2 separate regions of the Mus musculus genome follow, and region 2 is linked to region 1. The links are chromatin contacts, found by Hi-C or POLR2A ChIA-PET in ENCODE. All regions are on one chromosome and are shown on one strand. Each heading gives the region's core, a stretch centred on a gene start or an enhancer-like site at or near the end of the contact. The rest is flanking DNA. Distances are from core to core; before and after follow the strand shown. Region 1 holds the start of A430033K04Rik (RIKEN cDNA A430033K04 gene). Region 2 holds the start of Gal3st4 (galactose-3-O-sulfotransferase 4).

Region 1 (6,377 bases), core at 139-2,638:
TATAACAGATAAAAATAGAATTACTAGTTAATTAGAAATTAATTACTATGTAGTAGAAAACACACACACACACAACGAGCAGCACTGGACCTCTTGGCAGCCTTATAGGGCCTTGGCACTTCCATCACACTCTTCCACAGTTCACCCCACATTTCAGGTCTACTCAGTATTGCTAAATACTCCAAGAGACCCGAGACGGGACGATTATAAGCATTTCGGTTCAGGCACTTCAGAAACCTACTACCTGGAAAAGACATGGAGGTGGGGATGAGGACATCTCACAGTTCCTATGGGGGAAGTAGACAAAGGTATTCTCATAAATTGTCCTAGCCTAGAGTGGGGGGGGGGGGGTAGGACAGAAGACACAGTCTTTTTAAAACAAGGACTCAGGGGTTTCTTCTCTACTTTACTCTCTTCACACACAAACATCCTCAGGACTAGAGAGACAGCTCAGCAGTTAAGAGCAATTGCTGCTCTTCCAGGGGACCCGGGGCTTGGTTCCCAGCATCCACATGGGGAAACTCACAGCCTGCTGTAACTTCACTTCAGGGGAATCAATCACACGCCATTTTCTGGCACTGCCCTCATTTGGTGCACTCAGACACACACAGACACACACAGACACACACAAACACACTTAAAAATCAATTTTTCTCGTACCTGGAGGAAAACAAAACTTTTTTTTTTTGAAAAAAATATTGGTTTGAGATTACCATAAGGAAAATATATCATTTGGAATAAATGGGAGGCTTTCAAAAGTGCAGCTGCTCTGCAGAGTACCTGTAGTAAGCCCAGGACCATACAAAATGGGTGAAAGGGGAAATTTTCGTGTTGGGAGTGTGGGCGAGGATGTGGAAGAACAGGTAGTAGACTGCAGTGGAGCTGGCTTAGGTTCTGGGTTTGCGACCCTGTTTCCCATTCATTTGTGAAGTTCGGGCTAGGTGGGCCACGGAGAGAACGAAGGGACTGGGGATTCTAGAAAACATAGTTCCTTTAGTGAATGACCGTCACATTCAGAGACTCTCCCCTGATGATCCACCAAGTCCTCGCCACGCATGATCCGGAGCAAACAGGCAGCCAGAGCAGAGCTGCTCAGAAAAGGCGCCAGAACCCTCAGGTAGAAGGACAGGACGCCCAGGCTCCAGCAACCCCGCAGCCCAGGGGATCCAGATCAGCTGCCCAGGAGGCCTCACCGCAGACCCTGCTCTGCCACAGCGCTTCCCGCACTGTCACCTCCGGGCGCCACACGTACACTCACCATGTCCACTTCTGGGAGCCGCTGGCGTCTTCTCACCATCGCCCAGCACTTACAGCGTCACCGCGCCACCGAAGCTGAGCAACAGCTTCCCTAGCAGCATACAGTGATTCCAATATGGAGGGTCCCAGACAAAGGCTGGTTGACAGCCAAAGCCCGCCCCTACCCTCCGTTTGTGTGTCTGATTGGGCACGTCTTGAGGCTAGGGCCTCTGATTGGACAGAGCTTCAGGTTCTCTGTCCTCTGAAAGACAGTAGTTGGCTCCAGCTCACAGCTGAAGGAGCTCAGGTTAACAGGTTCTTAGCTGCAGCTGTTGGGGACTCTGGCTCCTGTCACGTCTCCAAGTTTGGACTTCTATAGGAGGCCTGACCCTCGGTCTTCTCCAGCTATGGGGTAGCCACGAGTCCTGTCGCGTATATGCACAAAGACTTCAGCCTCTGTTAAAACCTTATGCCTTCAGGTCCATACGCGTTGCTTTTAGCCTGCTAAAGTCCTCTCTGGACCACAGCTCACATTTGCTTTTAATTCTATACATAAAGTCATATGTGATTATGAGTTAAGTATGTGTACATGTGTTTAGTCGAATAAACAAATGGGAAGATGTCCGTTTTCAAAATCATCTCAAAATTTCTGAAATCTGCTCTCATTAGCTTTGCCTTCAAAATGGAAAGAGACTTGTAAAAGTTTTCTTATATTCAGATTAAAAATTGCAGGCAAAGTCAACCTTGGTGGCGCGTGCCTGTATGTACTCCTTAGCACTTGAAAGACAGAGTCAGGGAAATCGCAATCTCAAGTTCAGCTTGGCTACAGGATGAGTTTTATGGCACCTTGGGACGCATATCTAAACCCTGACTTGAAATAAATGAATACACGTGATGTTGATTGCAATGACCCATTGCACCTAAAATATCTTTATAATCTGACCAGTGAAAACTTGATGACTTTTATGTGCTATTGGGACAAGATCTTCAAACGTATTTAGATTCTAGCTTGCCTCCACTCAGAACAGCTACAAAATCCTTTTGAGAGCTATGACTTTCCTGGTCTCAGGAAGTAGAAGGGACTGCTCTATACATATTTTTGTAAGCTCAGCAACATCTAATAAGAGGAGATGGAGATCAGTGTCTATTCGGCACCTTTTGTTAGTCAAGTGACTTGTAAGCAGTATCAAGTCCTCGTAACCTGCTTTTCTCTGTAGTCCAGGGAATGATCTGGGGTTTTGAATAAATGTGTTTACTGAGTATATAGCAAGGAAAAAAAGTAAAAGGATAAATTGCATGTCGTTGATTGACAGAACCAGCAGAGTTTACAATACTCAGTAAGGACAGCTGGAGGAACCTGACTAAGAGAGCTAACAGGCTGGAGAAATGGCTTAAGAACGTTTAAAGTTCTGTCCTGAGGACCAGAGTTCAAATCCAGCACTCATATCAGGTGACTCAAAACCATCTGTAACTTCAGTTCCAAGGGATCGTATGCTCTCTTCTGGCCTTCGGGGCACCTTCATGTACATGTCTGCATACACTTACACAAACACATATATGTACACACACACACACACACACACACACACACACACACAGAGGCACCAAAGTGACAAAATGAGAAATTGGTAGTGTTTACAGTCATGCAGCAGGAGTTGATCAGGGGCCATCAAGGCAGTCACCTGGGGTTCCTGATTATAATCTTTTCCACCATGAATCTTTTCCTGGCTTCTCCTTCCTAATGCAGGGATTTTTACCACAGTATGAACAATAGTAATGTTTGTTGAAAGTGGTTTATCTTTTAGCGGTTGCTATTGATGCACTGTGCTCAATAGTCTAGCATGCTTGTGTTTTGTTTTGCTTTGTTTTGTCTTTTTTGCTCTCCTTGTTACAGAGCTGGCAAGTCAGCCTGACTCAGGACAGGGAGTTTGGGGAGGAGAACAGGGAGGAGGGCCTTCTTGCTGCCCGAGTCTGCTTTTAAAACACTTGAAATAGCACATGACCGTTTGCTTATGTAATTTGTATTACAGTCACATAAGGTTGGATAACACGCCCTTCATTGTTCGGTAAACCAGCAGTGATTTTCTCTAAAGAAAATACCAGGCAAGACAATACTGATGTCATGACAATACTCAAGGCTCACCAATAGTTGCCTCTAGACCTATAAGCAGACTCAAGGCAAAGCAGGCCCCTAGAGGGGAGGTAGAAAGTATAGTCCTCGAGGAAGTATGCTACACTACAAAGGAGCTTTGTGAGTTTGCTAAGTCATTCAAACAGAAGTCTGTTTTATTTCTGTGAAGAGATACCAAGTCCAGGCTCTTTCTCCTCCTTTCCACGTGTGGATCAGGATGTAGCTCTCAGCTACCACTTCAGCACCAGGTACTTCACCATGCTCCCCACAACTGTGATAACAATAATAACAGACTAACCTCTGAAACTGTCAGCAGCCCCTCCTATCCCCCCTCCCAGTTAAATGCTTTCTTTTATAAGAATTGTCTTGGTCATGGTGTGCACCTTTGTTGTTCAAAATCAAGTGACCGGCCCCGAAATTATAAACATAGAGGAAATGGTAAAAATAACTCATCAGGTTAATATAGAAAAGACCATGAATTTGAGATGGAGAGAGGGAGGGGATATGAAAGGGTTTGGAGGAAGAAGACATGGTAAGAGTTGGAGAGAGGAAAGGAAAGAAAGAAATGATGTAAATATATTTAAAAGAATTTAAAAGAAAAACCCCATATACACCAGTATCACTCAAAGGAAAAAAAAAACTTAATTATTTTCATCACAAAAGGTCACACACTTAAGACAGTATATAATTTTTGCCTTGAATCCTTTTCTAGTACATTTTGGAAAGTCCAGACCGTCACAGCTGTACCAGAAAAAAGGCTCTAGGTAAGCCTGAAATAGAACCCAGATCCTCATTCTTTTGAGCAAACCATGTGACCTAGCTTATTCGCTATAAATTATGGAGGCAGACACTGTACATAGCAAGCTTTGTGTGTGTGTAAAATCACGCCACACGTTTATGTGATTTTAGGTATAGGAATATAAGGAATATGCTGAGTTTCACAAGAAACCCTCTGTCTTAAAATTAGCTGCAGCCAAGAACCTGTCATTCTGAGCTCCTACAGCTGTGCGTTGGCGCCATCTACTGTCACTCAAGGGGCTGGACCCGGAGCCCTGTCCAATCGGAGGCACTGAGTTGAGAAGTGTCCAATCAGACACACAGAGGGAGGGCGGGGGGCGGGCTTTGGCTGTCACCGGTCCTTTGTCTGGGAGCCGCCATCTTGGGCTCGGTGTTCCTGCCCAGGAGCCTCCTGCGCAGCTTTGTTGGCGTAGTGACGCTGTGGGTGCTGGACGATGGTGGGAGGACACCAGCGTCTCGCAGAAGTGGACTTGGTGAGTGTGCGGGTGGTGTCCGGAGGTGATGGCGCGGGAGCTGGGCGCGCTGTTGCGGAACGGGGTCTGCAGTCAGGCCTCGCGGGCGCTCGCGCTGGATCCCCGGGGCTGTGGGACTGCTCGAGCCCGGGCGTCCTGTCCCTCCGGATGCGGTGACTTCAGCGGGCTCTGGGCTACTCTGAGAAGGCTGCTTGGTTCCCGCAGGTTGTGTTGTGTTGGGTTCTTTTCCATTCCGTCTGTGAGGCTTTTTCTACGAGAGTGAGTGTGGCCCACCGGATACTTAGTTTCTCCTTCCTTCTTATGAGCCTGCTGGTTTCCTCTAATTTTTATAGAGGGTTGGGCATCCAGTCTCAAATCCAGAATCCTGAATGCCAGCCCCGCCCCTCCATATTCTTTATAAGCGTTCCCTGCCCCTATATTTACCTTTTTGCCTATTTTCTCAAATACCAACTTCCAGTTTCCATTATGTTAACTGTTATTCATTGTACATTTCAAATATGCAGTATTGTATAATGTAGTTTTTTTTTTCAATTTCTAGAGTACTAGAGAAAAGTACACTCTCAAGAACTTTAAATTTTTTTTTTTCTGTTTGTGAACACATCACGAAAACAGAAAGGAAAACAAATCATTTGACTCCTGAACATTGTGGGAAAAGTCATTGAGTTTTACATGAATGCTCTGTTAATGTGTTTCAGCATGCATATTACCATATAGCAACAAAATGGAATACTTGTTAACTATTTGCATACCAAAGTATCTGAGCATAACAGTTTAGTTTTGTTTTAATGCTGGTCATGTTTACAAATGTCCTCAAAAGTTCGATTGTATTTTAAGTTGTTTATGGGCTCATCCTTGGGGCATCTTTATGCACAGTAGGCCATGTCTGGAATTCAGTTCAATCAAGAACCAACTCATTGCCAAGTTGAGCAAATGATATTATTTAGAAAACATAGGTAAAGACCAAAACACCACAACTTAGTAAGTAGTAGATTATTTTACTTATATGTAAATATGTTTATTTGTGTGATTGTTTGCCATTAGCATGCAGTACCTTGGAGGCCAGAAGAGGGCACTGGACCCACTGCAGCTGCTGTAACAAGTTGTGAGGCATCTGGGAACTGAACTTGGGTCCTCTGGAAGGCTGGCTTTATTAAGAATCAAGTATTCTTAAATACTGAGCCAGTTCTCGAGCCCTAAGATTTTTATATTACCTAAGACTGACTTACAGAGAAGTCAACAAAAGATGATGGTTTAAAAAGTCACGGGTTTGGCCCTGCCCTCACATTGCATACACCTGAAGAACATTAAAGAGTATTCATTTCTAAGTGGGCCAGTATAGCGATTCATATTTCATTGACTCATTGCAACTTGAATTTTGGAGATTTTAAGTCTTTCTGGGGGTTAGGAATGGGAGTTCAGGGTTCTAGAAACATTTTCAATGTGCTACAAGTATTAGTTATATTGCAGGATCAATGTCAAGTGTTTGAGAACAGCTTTGCTTAGTGAAAGGGAAAGAACAAATTCAGGATACTTAGCTGTATCTTTCTCCACATTCCAACAAGACAAAATGCTTTGTAGAATCATGTCTTCGGGTCACTTTCACAGTAAGGTGTTCCATGCACCGTGATTTGTATTTATCTACAGAAATCATAAGTGACCTATAAGTACTAAAAGTGAAGAAAATAATAATTGGTGTGCCTGTGGGAGCATTAGCCATGTTTGCAGATTTCTCCTGAGAT
Region 2 (5,458 bases), core at 2,188-4,687, 350 kb after region 1:
TGATGCACTTACAGGAAAACAGTGTAAAGGTGTCAGCGAAGGTATAGAGAGGGAAGGATGGAGGTGAGGTGTGGGTGTCAGAAACAATAAGGCATATAGAGGACTGTAGTTTCCGAGACGGGACACTCTGATTGGCTTCAGAGTGGCTCTTGAGGTCTTTCCCTGTATGATAGGTGTTTCAGGAATGTGGGACCCCCCATCCCGTGCAGTCCCGCAGCCGGCGAGCACCAGCACCCCGAGAAGAGGCTAGCCGGTCGTGGAGGGCTTCAGCGGAGGAAGAACGGCCCACAACAGCGGCAGGCACTAATCTGCACCGCTTGGTTGGTAGTGGAGCCACCGGGGCTGGTGGGTGTGGCAAGACAGCTGCTCACAAGTGCTGCAGCTTTGTTTTCTGTCGGGCAGGTTTGGGAGCTCCGGGAGAGACTTAGCCGAGTACGGGGCTTCTGGGCTGGACTGCCTGTAACCGTATGTGGGGACTCCCGCATGGCGGCAGATCTCTCACAGGAGACGGCACCCTGCTGGACTGGAGTTGGGAGAGGCCGGTGAGTCTCGGGCTCAGGCGGCTATGGGAGTCTGGAAGGAGGGAAGGCTGCAGCCGGAGCCCTCGGGGTGCTGTGCTCTCAGGTATATGTCGCCTGTGGTCGTGGGCTCCTTGAATGAGCAGCTCCACAACCCGGAGTTGGATACTTCGAGTCCCGATGTCCCGACGCGGAGGCGGAGGCTACATCTCCGAGCAGCTACTGCTCGAATGAAGGCGGCTGCGCTGGGTCAGGATCTTGACATGCATGATGCGGGTGAGGCTCAGAAACTCACTCTGCAAGGCCCCTTGACCCAGGCCCTGGTCCATTGCTTCCCAAGTCCCGCCCACTAACCTCCATCTGACTGCTATGAGCCAGCTCTGGAGCCCAGCCCATTGCCTCTCAAGTCTCATCTTGCTCTTGGAACTTCCCATTGCTCCTTGACACCACCCCAACTGTGCTTCCACTCCTGCCCATCCCCCTTCGAGGCCCACACATTGCCCCACTAGCCACCCTTCCACCCCTCATCCCCGCCCCACATTAATTAGCTTCATTCTTTTCTATTCACTTAAGCCTTAAGTGCCTGTCTCAAAGGTCTCCATCCTTGACTGTGGTGGGAGACACAAACATTCCTACAGAGAACACTGAGGAAACTTATTGTAAAGAACTGGGGGCAGGGAAGCTAGCTGTGCTGTCACTGGGCTGCCCCACCTCCACCCCACCCCCACCCGTGAAATTAACCAAAAAGAGAACCAAGCACATCCAACTTTTCTTAGGTTGGCTCCCAACTCCTCCTCCCTCCCCATCCCCCTTTCTCTACCTTTGTTTTCTGGCTTCTTGTCTGCTTGCCATCCCCATCGACTCTTTTTTTTTTTTTCTTCTGCTCTGTCTTTTCCAGTCTCCTTGCCTTCTCCCATCTCCTTGTCTGGTGTGTGATTATGCGTTTCCTTCCTGGTATTCCTGTCACCGCTCACAGTTGTGTGTCCTTCTCTTGCCTCTCTGAATCTCCTTTTTTTATATTAACTATACAAAGTAATAGATTTCATTTTGACATTTTCACGCATATATATGAAAATGTGCTTATGGTTTATCTCAGTTTCCATTTGAAATCTCTTGCTCTTCCTTCCTACCATCTACCTCTGATCCTCTCCATCTACACAGATGAAGATGCCAGTGGCTCTGGAGGGGGACAGCAGTATGCAGACGACTGGAAAGCTGGGGCAGTGCCTGTGGTTCCCCCAGCCAGGCCTCCAAGGCCACCTCGTCCTCCTCGAAGGGACGGTCTTGGAGTGAGAGGAGGAAGTGGCAGTGCCAGATACAACCAGGGCCGAAGCAGGAATCTGGGGTCATCTGTTGGCCTCCATACCCCACTTGTCCTCCTCCTCCTTCCCTCAGCCCTGACCCTGCTTGTACTTCGATAACGAGGGAGGGGCGCCCTAGCATCAAAAGGCTTAGTGGCTCTTTTTCTTCCACCTCCCTCAGCCAGGCATGAGGAGGAGTGGAAGGGGGCTACAGAGAGGGCAGAAAGGGACTTTGTGGGTGAATGGCTGGGGCCCCAAATCCAGGAGTTTCCAATTAATGGGGTGGGAGGTAGATGGGTTTCATAATATTTATTTTTTCATTTGGGAACTGGGGATATTTATTTAGGAAGGATGGTTCAGCTCTTTTAAATCTTTGGGCTCACTGATGGGGTGGGGGGTGGGACACGGGGTTGAAGGAACTTGAAAGTGGGGAGGAATGGTACTATTGGCATGGGGGTACCTGGTATTGAAAATGGACACATAAACTAGCTGAGAGTGATGTCACTTGCCTGTAAACCCATTATTCTTTGGGATGCTGAGGCAGGAGGATTGAGAGTTAGGGACTAATAAAGCTAGGTGCTGACAGTAGAACAGGAAGGAGGGTAGAACCTGAGTTTTGTTGCCTCTTTTAAAATCATCTGCTTCTTAAGTATGGGGCGGGGGGAGGGACCCATCTAGCGACCTTTGCCATCCACATCCATCACAAACTTCCACTTCATATTTCAGTGTTCATATCAGTGTCTATTGGTAAATAAAGAATTTATTGGACCACGTGTATGGCTCTCTGTGTGTGTATGTGTGTGTGTGTGTGTGTGTTTGCGTGCCCGCACACACTCCCAGAGACCAGAGGAGGACGTGTTTTGCTATATCTCTCTGCCTTATTCCCTGGAGAGACTGGCATTCTGGCTAAAGCGGATGCTAGGCTGGCAGCCAGAACGCTCCAGTGATCCTTTTATCCTCCCATATCACTGGAATCACAGGGAAGATGTGCTTGTGACCGAGCCCAGTGTCTTTACATGGCTATAAGGGATCTGAACTTGGGTCCGCACGCGTGTGCAACAAGTGCTTTTCCTCCAGTCTATGTTTCCCTGGGCATCTGTAACTGGCCCAATTTCTACCTGCTTCTTGCCTCTTGGAGTCTGTCACTTGGGAGCAAGCAGCTCTAAAGAACAACCCCGTATTTCCCAAGCCTGAGGTCTGAGTATCTTAATATATTAAAAAACAATTTGGAGATCAAACAAATTACATGAGGAAGTCCCTGTAAAATGTGCAGAACACCAGGCCTCCTTAGATTACACACCACTGCTCCTGCCTTCAGGGCAAGAGCTGCTCTTCTTGGCAGCCTCTCTGTCTCTCTCCCTGTCTCTTCACCTGAATAAATCTCTTGTTTTGTGGAAAGCCAAAAGAAAAAGATGTAATTGATTCCTACTTGAAAGGAGGGTAGAAGTGACATCTTTCAAAGGCAGTCTAGGCGATCTTTCCCCAGCGGACTGGTAAAGGGGCAGGGAGGGGAAGAGACCCAGAGAGACTGATCAATGCCCAAGCAAGCAAGTGGCTGCTTGGACCGGCGGGACAAAGGGAGGAGAGGGGGAGGAGTCTGGGTGCTGAGAAAAGTTTGTGGGGCAAGTTGATCCAAGGAGCCGGGCGGTGGCTGGGGAGCCTGACCTGGTTTTTTCTGACTGCTCTCCTTATGGCCTGGTGAGTGCCTAAAGAAGCTGAGGCTGGAACCGGTGGAGGGACCTTTGAATTTCTGGAAGGAGACTTGAGGGGTTCACAGAAGACCCTTAACAAAGGACTGAAGACAGATGCAGCACTCACCAAAACTTCAGAGGGAGAGCTGGGATGAGGAGCTCGAGGTGGATGGTAGGATATCGAGTTTAGCCCGGATAGAGGAGTGAGTTCTCGGCTGAATCCTAGGGGCTGTGCTCCGGGGAGGGAGTTAGGGAGGGAGCTAGGGATACTGCCAGAAGGAGGCGGACCTCTGGATAGCAAGCTTGGATTCTTTCCGTTTGGGTCAGCCTGGCTAGTTCTGGAAAGGAGGCTGTTTAAGAATGTCGGGAGGACCTTGATCTTTGATTATAGGGTGTGATCTGAAAAAAGGGAGTTATACTCCAAATTGATCAGGAAGCTTAAGGCCGGAAAAGAAGAATCAATTAATCAAAACCCCCCTCCTTTTCTGCTTGCCGCCTGTGCTGGTAACTAGGATTATGAAGTGAGATGGGGTGTATATGGGGACTCTGTAGACCCACATCTCCATCAGCCCCTTTTAGTCCTTAGGGTCTTCCATGTACTGAGCAGGTAGCAGCCTTGCCAGCAGGAACAGTGGCTCACCACGCACTCCTCTAAGTCCACCGCCCCCGTCCCTCCTGGGTTACCCAACCTGTTCCTATCTGGTCCTCCATTCCTTCCTAAAGTTTCTCCCTGTACTAGCTACAGAAGAAGGGGGGCTCTTCATTCCTATTTGTGATTGACAGAGAGACTCAGAAGGCAGCCAGGACCAGGCTTGACAGTGAGTCCAGGTTATCATCATGAGCCAACAGGTTCAATCTCATTTACTGTCTGTTTCATTTGAGATCTGGGTCCTGGCTTTATCTCCTTCCCTGTTAAATGTCCAGTGCTTAAAGGGGGGTGAGTACAATTGAAGAGCCAGGAAGTGGCAGTGGACAAACAAGGTTGGCAGCAAAAGGAAGAGATGCCAGGTTATCTACAAGGTTCCAGTATAAAGAAGGTATACACACACACACACACACACACCAGGCTACTCCCCATCCCTGCCTCAGGTCTAAGAAGAAAAGCTCCTTAGACTCCTCTCCTTCCCCCTCATTTCCCTTCTAGACGCTGACAGAGGCAAAATTCTGCTAACTCAGGGGGCAGACTCAACCAGGGCTGCAAGGAGGCCTGGGGAATGATCCCCTGATCTCCAAAAGGTGCCTTCCACGGCTGTACAGCCATCTCCAGCTCTCTCTGCCACTCATGGCTCTTGGCCCTGGCTCTGTCCCCATTTAATGTCACTTCCCTTGTGACACATGGGCCCTCTGTCTCCTGCCAGGACCATGAGGCTCTGGAGGCCTCGGAGCCTGGGGGTGGCTCTGGGAGTCTTCATGACCATTGGATTTGGCCTCCAGTTCCTGGGGGGATCATTCCAGAGGAGGTGAGTCCCTAGCCTGTCCTACCTCTCTGACTATAAACCCCACCCCCACAACCTACTTTTCCTTGATCCTACCTGGGAATGTGACTCTTGGGGGTAAATCCTCAGGGGTGGGGGTGGGCGTTCCTACTGTCTATTCATTACAAGGACCCACCTGCTCCACACAATGCTAAGGGACAGGACATTTCCCTCCCTATCTTTTTTTTCCAGACTACCTGGACTGCAGCTCCGACAGTCCTGGGTCCCTTCACTGGGATCAACTGTTAAGTCTTGCCTACCCCGACAGCGACTTGTGTTCTTGAAGACACACAAATCTGGGAGCAGCTCTGTGCTCAATCTCCTTCATCGCTATGGGGACCAGCAGGGGCTACGTTTTGCCCTGCCTGCCCACTACCAGTTTGGCTACCCAAAGCTTTTCCAGGCTTCTAAGGTCAAAGGCTACCATCCCCAGAGTGCGGATACTCAGAAGCCTTTCCATATCCTCTGCCATC

Evidence for each region. A loop is a pair of places that touch in the nucleus more often than their neighbours do. ChIA-PET counts read pairs that join two places held with the same protein, here RNA polymerase II (POLR2A).
Region 2: a map of T-helper 1 cell shows a loop between it and region 1 (2.3-fold over the local background). The contact joins the promoter of Gal3st4 here to the promoter of A430033K04Rik in region 1. A Hi-C loop is called at or near these places in 2 of 37 maps with a recorded cell type or tissue (T-helper 1 cell and T-helper 17 cell). POLR2A ChIA-PET finds 5 or more read pairs at or near these places in 2 of 5 experiments (Patski and embryonic stem cell).

Annotation. Positions count from the first base shown.
Region 1 is chr5:138,617,870-138,624,246 of GRCm38, reverse strand. A430033K04Rik (RIKEN cDNA A430033K04 gene) reads right to left here and starts at 1,388. Exons shown (of 4, transcript NM_183025.2): 1 at 1,259-1,388. The coding sequence starts at 1,297. It overlaps Zfp68 (zinc finger protein 68), which reads left to right and starts at 4,504. Exons shown (of 6, transcript NM_013844.2): 1 at 4,504-4,638.
Region 2 is chr5:138,270,791-138,276,248 of GRCm38, reverse strand. It overlaps Gal3st4 (galactose-3-O-sulfotransferase 4), which reads left to right and starts at 3,437. Exons shown (of 4, transcript NM_001347507.1): 1 at 3,437-3,517; 2 at 4,869-4,970; 3 at 5,178-5,458. The coding sequence starts at 3,510. It overlaps Gpc2 (glypican 2 (cerebroglycan)), which reads left to right. Exons shown (of 10, transcript NM_172412.2): 6 at 1-41; 7 at 174-320; 8 at 403-542; 9 at 625-794; 10 at 1,680-2,589. The coding sequence ends at 1,939. It also overlaps a transcript of Stag3 not described here.